2 separate regions of the Homo sapiens genome follow, and region 1 is linked to region 2. A link is a contact called in ENCODE Hi-C data. All regions are on one chromosome and are shown on one strand. Each heading gives the region's core, a stretch centred on a gene start or an enhancer-like site at or near the end of the contact. The rest is flanking DNA. Distances are from core to core; before and after follow the strand shown. Region 1 has its middle 90 kb from the start of BCL2L14. Region 2 holds the start of GPR19 (G protein-coupled receptor 19).

Region 1 (3,101 bases), core at 395-2,894, 710 kb after region 2:
CAGATCTCCCAATGTCTAAATATATCAATATACAAAACATGGTAATTTTATGAGTGAAACAAGTTATACATAATGCATTTTTTTGTTCCTAAACGAACAGCATGACTTTATATCTGTAAAGGGCACTAAAAATAAGTTTTGCATGTATTTCAATCCCCTGCCCCTAAATTTTCTTTGAAGAATTTTTTTTTGTTCTTCCATGGCTTAAAATTTCTGAAAAATAAATGTATCTAGTCTGTTCCTTTGTTCTTGCTGCCTGGTAGCTTGTGTTCTATTCCTGTGAAGTTTAGGGGTATGAAATAAACTGTTCTTTTAGCTTAACTGATACAGAAGGCTTAACTCTCTCAAACGCCTCACATTTACCTGCGGTTGTCTAGAGAGCAAAAGATGGGGGATGAGTGTTCTGTCAATGGTTTTAACCAAGTTGAGCTCCTTCATTTCTTTCCAGCTTAGTTTCCATGAGGGCCTGCCAGGTACAATAACATACAGCAAGGACTAAAGAACCATACAGCTAGACAGTAATTTGTCTTCATGACATCACTGAGAGACATTCAGGCAAAAAGGCTGTTACTAGTGTGGGGGCATTGGCAAGAGGATCAGCTTTTGAAGTCTGGACAGTGTGGTTGGGGGCCAACAGTCTTGGGCTCTGCCACCAATTCTGTGGGGCCATGGGCAGGTTGCTCATCCTCTCTGAGGCCTCCATCTATTCACTGAAGGATAAAGATATTGACACAATCTCCATGGTCCTCCTAGGCTTTAACATGCCATGCATCTATTTATCTTGGGAAGATACATTATGAAGTCAGAAGGTCAGAGGATGGATAGAAGGTTATATGTATGGTAGAGTTGGAATTTCTTGTTTCTGAATGGCACTGTGGTCTTTTGGGTAAGCATGTTCTTTGCTGGGCGGTCTTGATTTTCTATGGGGAGGATTGAAAATCCAAGGGAAAGGAAAAGAGGGTTGACAGAAGAGAATGACTTCTTCCGGTGCCAAAAAAGCTCTGTTCCATAGCAGTAATAATTTCAACAACTGCTGTATCCTGTGTGACCTTGGTATCTCTTGGGGGGTAGAGTTGGAGAAGGAATGGTTCCTCAGTTTCTGATGCTGTTTTGTTGGCTTATTTCCTTCAAAAGCCTTCCCTTGAAAGCCTGGCTTAGTTTACAGTCAGCCAGCCTGACACTGGCTCTGAGCTAGTCCTGACCCATTCTGATAATGCCTAGGCCCCTCCCCACTGCCATGGTGATGGAGATGGGCTGAGGAGCTGGGTGGCATTTCTATCCTAGTGATACAAGAGTCCGTAGGGTTCTTTTGCCCTTCCAGAAATGACGCCAAGGGCAGGATTCCCAGGCGGCCACCAGGGAGCCAGATCTTGTTTTGTCTCCAGCTTGGTTGGCAGACTTAAGAGGCTGAGATGAGCATCTGAAGTTCGGAGTGCTTCAGGCTGATTCAAAACTTAAGCTGGGTTCTTTAAAATTTTGAGTGAATTGTCACCAACGTGCAAAATGTACATACGTGCTCTTTCAAAAATGACTAATCTCCACCCAACCACACTATTTCCTTTCTTGCTGCCCACATTTTAACACCACAAGGGTGGTTCTATTTATTGTCAATAAGGCACTGCTTAGATTTCTTAGATCTGAAAATGAAAATAAATGCCTCAGTTTGTATATGAAGTGACGTGAGTTATTATGCATGCAGAAAGTAATTGTGAAAAACTGGAAATAACCTAAACTTCCATCAATGGGGTGTTGGTTAAGTAATTTATGGTAATTTATAAATGAAATATAAGGCAGAATTTAAAATGATGATATAGACATATCTTTGTTGATGAGGAAAATTGTTCTAATGTGAAAAGTGGTATGTAATAGATGACCCCATTTTTGCAAAAATAAATAAATAAATAAATTGCATATACTGTAAATTTGAAAAAAATCTGTAAGCGAGAACTCACCTAGGCATTTGTAGTTGAGAGATGAGAACAAGAATTTCTGGTGTTCAAATGGCCTTAACATTTTCTCAGAGCCTTAAAATTTTCACGACACTGTTTAGGTAGCAGCACCTTGATTTCCAATGCCCAAAGTAGTCCATGTATAAAGGATTTGAATGGCAGCTAATTAGGGGTGATGGGGTTTTAGATGGTTGTGTTTTCTACTCACTAGATTGATTCCCCCCACACACAATAAGCATGTATTGCCTTTGAAATATAATAGTAAACATAAGATAATCAGGAGAACATCCTTTGCTTGTTATGTTTTGGTTGAAATTAATTTAAACCTCGTATAGTTCAAACTGCTACATCTCCTTCCTCCCCTCACTCCCCTTTTGTCTCTAAGTTCTTTATACTCAGTTATTTTGCATAATCGTGTCCCCTTCCAATTAATGGTGATGTCTTGACACATCGCAGGTTGGGAGGAACTTTCCAAAAAGAAAACTTGTTCTTTCTCTATTTAGCCTTATAATGCTGACTTCTTGGCATTCTGGCTCACCTGCAGGGGTTGTGCATGTGGTCTGGGAAGCCAAAGGAGAAAATCAGAAGTAGTCAGAAGAGGAACTGGTCAAGATTTAACCAGTGGAGATTTAACCATCACAGTGGATAATAGAATTGCTATTCTCAATTCATCACAGCACTTAAAGAGAATTATTCATCAACACCCTTGCTGTGACCTCATGGTGGGAGGAGTGTCCTTCTTGCCCCTTAACTTTGGGTTTGGCCAAAAAGAATACTTGTTAGATGTGATGGCAGAGGCTTGAAAAGAGCTTGCGCATTAAAGCTTGATCTTTTTGTATCTCAGTGACCATGATGGGAAGAACTTTCCCCAGGCAGCTGTTATCCACTCAGCTTAGGCCCAGAATGAACACGCTTGCCTACAGCTCAACCTATAGGCTGGAGCTAAGGACAGGTTGGCGTTAAGCACAGCCGAACTGTAGCCTTGCTCAGCCTAGAGCCGCTGAACCACAGTCAGTCTTGCAGACCTGTAGACGTGAGACTAAATTCTTGTGTTGTTGTTGTTGTTGTTTTTGAGACAGAGTTTCGCTCTTGTTGCCCAGGCTGGAGTGCAATGGCGTGATCTTGGCACACTGCAATGTCTGCCTCCCAGGT
Region 2 (2,880 bases), core at 1-2,500:
TAGAAATCCTTCCATAAAAATACTTTTTAAAAAGTCACTTTGCCTGCCTTTTTTTTTGTTTTCAAACGAATCCAGTCATATCTGTAAAACAAGTTTCCATCAGATCTCATTTTATAAGCAACATCCTCTTCTAAGCCACCTGAAACTGACTTTGAAGAGCTCTTCAAACCATTTCAAAAATTTGTTTGTTGGCTTGTGCTTTCTTGGGTTAATGCTTCTAGAGTCGTCTCCAAGTTTCAAATTTTGCATGGCTGCTTTTTTTTTTTTTTTTTTTTTTTTACTTCGCTTCAAGAGTCAGTCTTAAATCATGTAGGTTTTGCTTGAGGTTTGCTCGAGCAAGAGGACCTTAGGTTTGGTCTTATTTGCATTTTTACCATAACTAGGCCTACATTCTAAATAAGTAACTAAATGCCACCTATGAGTTTCATTAACTGTGGCTGCTTGCCACTTTTTAGTTCTGGTTAGGGTGGTGCTATTGTTTTCCTCAGGTTCATTAGAAACATCTTCCGTGACAGCTCTGACGCGGCACCGATTTCTGAGTGTCCAGTGTTTTCCCTACCATTATTTTCTTTGGTCTGAAGTTGACACTTAAACTGTCCAGTTTTAAACCTCCGATCCGTGTTCCCAAATGAAAACATGACTTTCATTACGAATTACACGTCAAGGGAGCAAACCAAGGCGCTCGGGGCGGCGAGAACCGCGACACAGCGCTTCGCCTGGACTGGTAAACAAACCGCCGCGCAGGCGCAATGGCAACAGGACGGTAACCTGGGTAGCCGCCAATGGGCTTTTTCGTAGAGTGAAAAGCGGAAAAGCCAAACAAAACGCTGGTTCCAAGGTGATAAACTGGCTGACTTCCTCTATTTTTACTTTTTTAAAAAATTTTGTTTCTGAAGAAGTAGTTGTGCGGCCTTCTGGGCCTCGCAGAGATCTTCTTCGTGGAATTCCTCGGCCCCAGAGAAATGCCGCTAGCCTGTCGGCTAGTTATATTAGCCTAATTTTTTGTCTTGATCTTTTTCATTTGACTGCAGCACTAATCCTAATCCACTGGGGCAGCAAAAAAAAAAAAAAAAAAAAAAAAAAAAAAAAAAAAGGGCGGGTGGGATCTCAACGCCACGGAAAACCTTCATACTAGCCGGCCATCACCAAACCACGCGAGATCTGCCTGAGGAGAAGCGCCACCCCGGGAGTGCACGTTTGCGCATGCGTCTGGCTCATCATTTTTAGCGCGCAAAAGTTTCAAAACTTTCCGCCTAGTGAGAGGCGGTCCGATTTGGCCCTTGGGGAGTGTCCGTCGCGTTGATCTGATGGATTCACGTACACAACACCACATTCTATGAGATTTTGCAGGCAAAAGTCCACAAGCTCGTATGGTCATCCCTTCTTTCCGTTTTTATATTGGCCGTGAACTCTGTGAGGGGAGGTTTCAGCGACTGAAGTAGTAAAGGAGTGGGAGCGGGAGAGCCGATTAATGAGGTTGTAGAATAAGAGAGAAATCTGAAGGGACAAAGGAGTTTTATTTATTTTTTGGCTGGTGACCAAGAGGATGTGAGTGTGAGCTAAGGTAATACAGTGGGAAGGAGAAGATGGGAAGATTTGAGAGATAAATGAAGGCAGTAGCTCTGTAGCCTACCTGGGAGGCCAGACTAGAAAGAAGTTGACAGTAGAGGACATTTTTCTTAAAAGAGTGTGAACTTATGCATGTTTGTAAACAGGCAGAAATGGCATGCATTTAGTACATGGTGTATATAAGGTGGAAATCGGGACGCCCCTAATGGAATGGAATGAGGAAGATTCTAAAAGCCACAGTCCTGAACACAGGCCGAGGTGGAATTGCGAAGAACAGTCGCGGTAACAGAAGTCAGGAATTTGGGAACTGTCTCGAGGGATCTGACCAATCTGACCTCTTTTTGTCTCTCAGGATATATGGGACACCTGCACCGGCATTGGATTTGGCCCCGCAACATCTTAAAGGTACCACCCAACACCTGAAGTGTCTGCCTCCTTCCGATGGAGCCTCCTGGCCCCTCCCACCTCTCACCAGCTTTACCCTTTAGCCAGAATGAAATGTGGATTTCATGGAATGAAATGGTGGCATTTAGCTACCACATTACTCAGATGTGTCACTGACACCTTACAGAAGTACATACTTCTAGCCTCTAGCCTCCCAGTTCACTAGATATTAGAGTCCATCTTGATATCGGCAGCAATTCTATGCCACTTAGCTACTATAATTTGATTCTTTGTATACTATCTGGAGTACAAGGCAGAAGAATGCTGATGGAATACGTAATTTTACTCCAACAAAGGAATGGCTGATAGGTAAAGAGTATCACTTCATCTGTAAGAAAAACTAAATATGGAAAGCCACAGGATTGAAGCTAGCAGTGATGGAGAAGGATCCCAGTGTGAATATATAGAATGGAAGTACTTCAGTAAAGAGCCAGGCATGGTAATCACTTACCAAGAAAGTGACTTCATTTCATTTTGGCAGCCTAAAGTATATCCTGGCAGCTGCGCTGTATGTGTGAAGTGCATAGGAAAATGCTGCAGGAAAAATCCATGGAGGCAATGGAATAGGATTTCAGGGTTGAAGCCTGGGTGTCTTGTTTTAGGGAGTGGGATCATCCAGCTCTGAGAGGCATGACATCTCGATATGATGTCATATAAAGTGTGTACAATTGGGAATCAGACCTGGGCTTTGACTTTAGGGTCTGCCAGTCACTCTGTGTGTCCTGTCTGAATCTCAGTTTCTCAATTTATAAAATAAGGATAATAGTGCCTGTGCCATAGGATTATTGTAATGACAAAATGAGGTAGCATAGAACTTAGTGTAAAGTACATGCCACCTATCAGTTGAATTGTGGATGCTCTGTGCAT

What was found. Hi-C counts contacts between places; a loop is a spot of excess contacts on that map. Pooled maps may share reads with other maps.
Region 1: a loop to region 2 is called in a pooled map, with 7 times the contacts of the local background. The contact joins the enhancer-like site here to the promoter of GPR19 in region 2. A Hi-C loop is called at or near these places in 6 of 50 pooled maps.

The regions. Positions count from the first base shown.
Region 1 is chr12:11,979,779-11,982,879 of GRCh38, reverse strand. No RefSeq gene overlaps it. Among named protein-coding and RNA genes, the nearest start is that of BCL2L14, 90 kb to the left of the region's middle. Within about 2 kb of position 1,644, at least 5 of the 41 ENCODE cell types and tissues checked have a DNase peak (open chromatin) inside an H3K27ac peak, as active enhancers do.
Region 2 is chr12:12,694,553-12,697,432 of GRCh38, reverse strand. GPR19 (G protein-coupled receptor 19) reads left to right here and starts at 1,250. Exons shown (of 4, transcript NM_006143.3): 1 at 1,250-1,368; 2 at 1,922-1,974. RefSeq lists enhancers at 1,083-1,162, 1,343-1,502.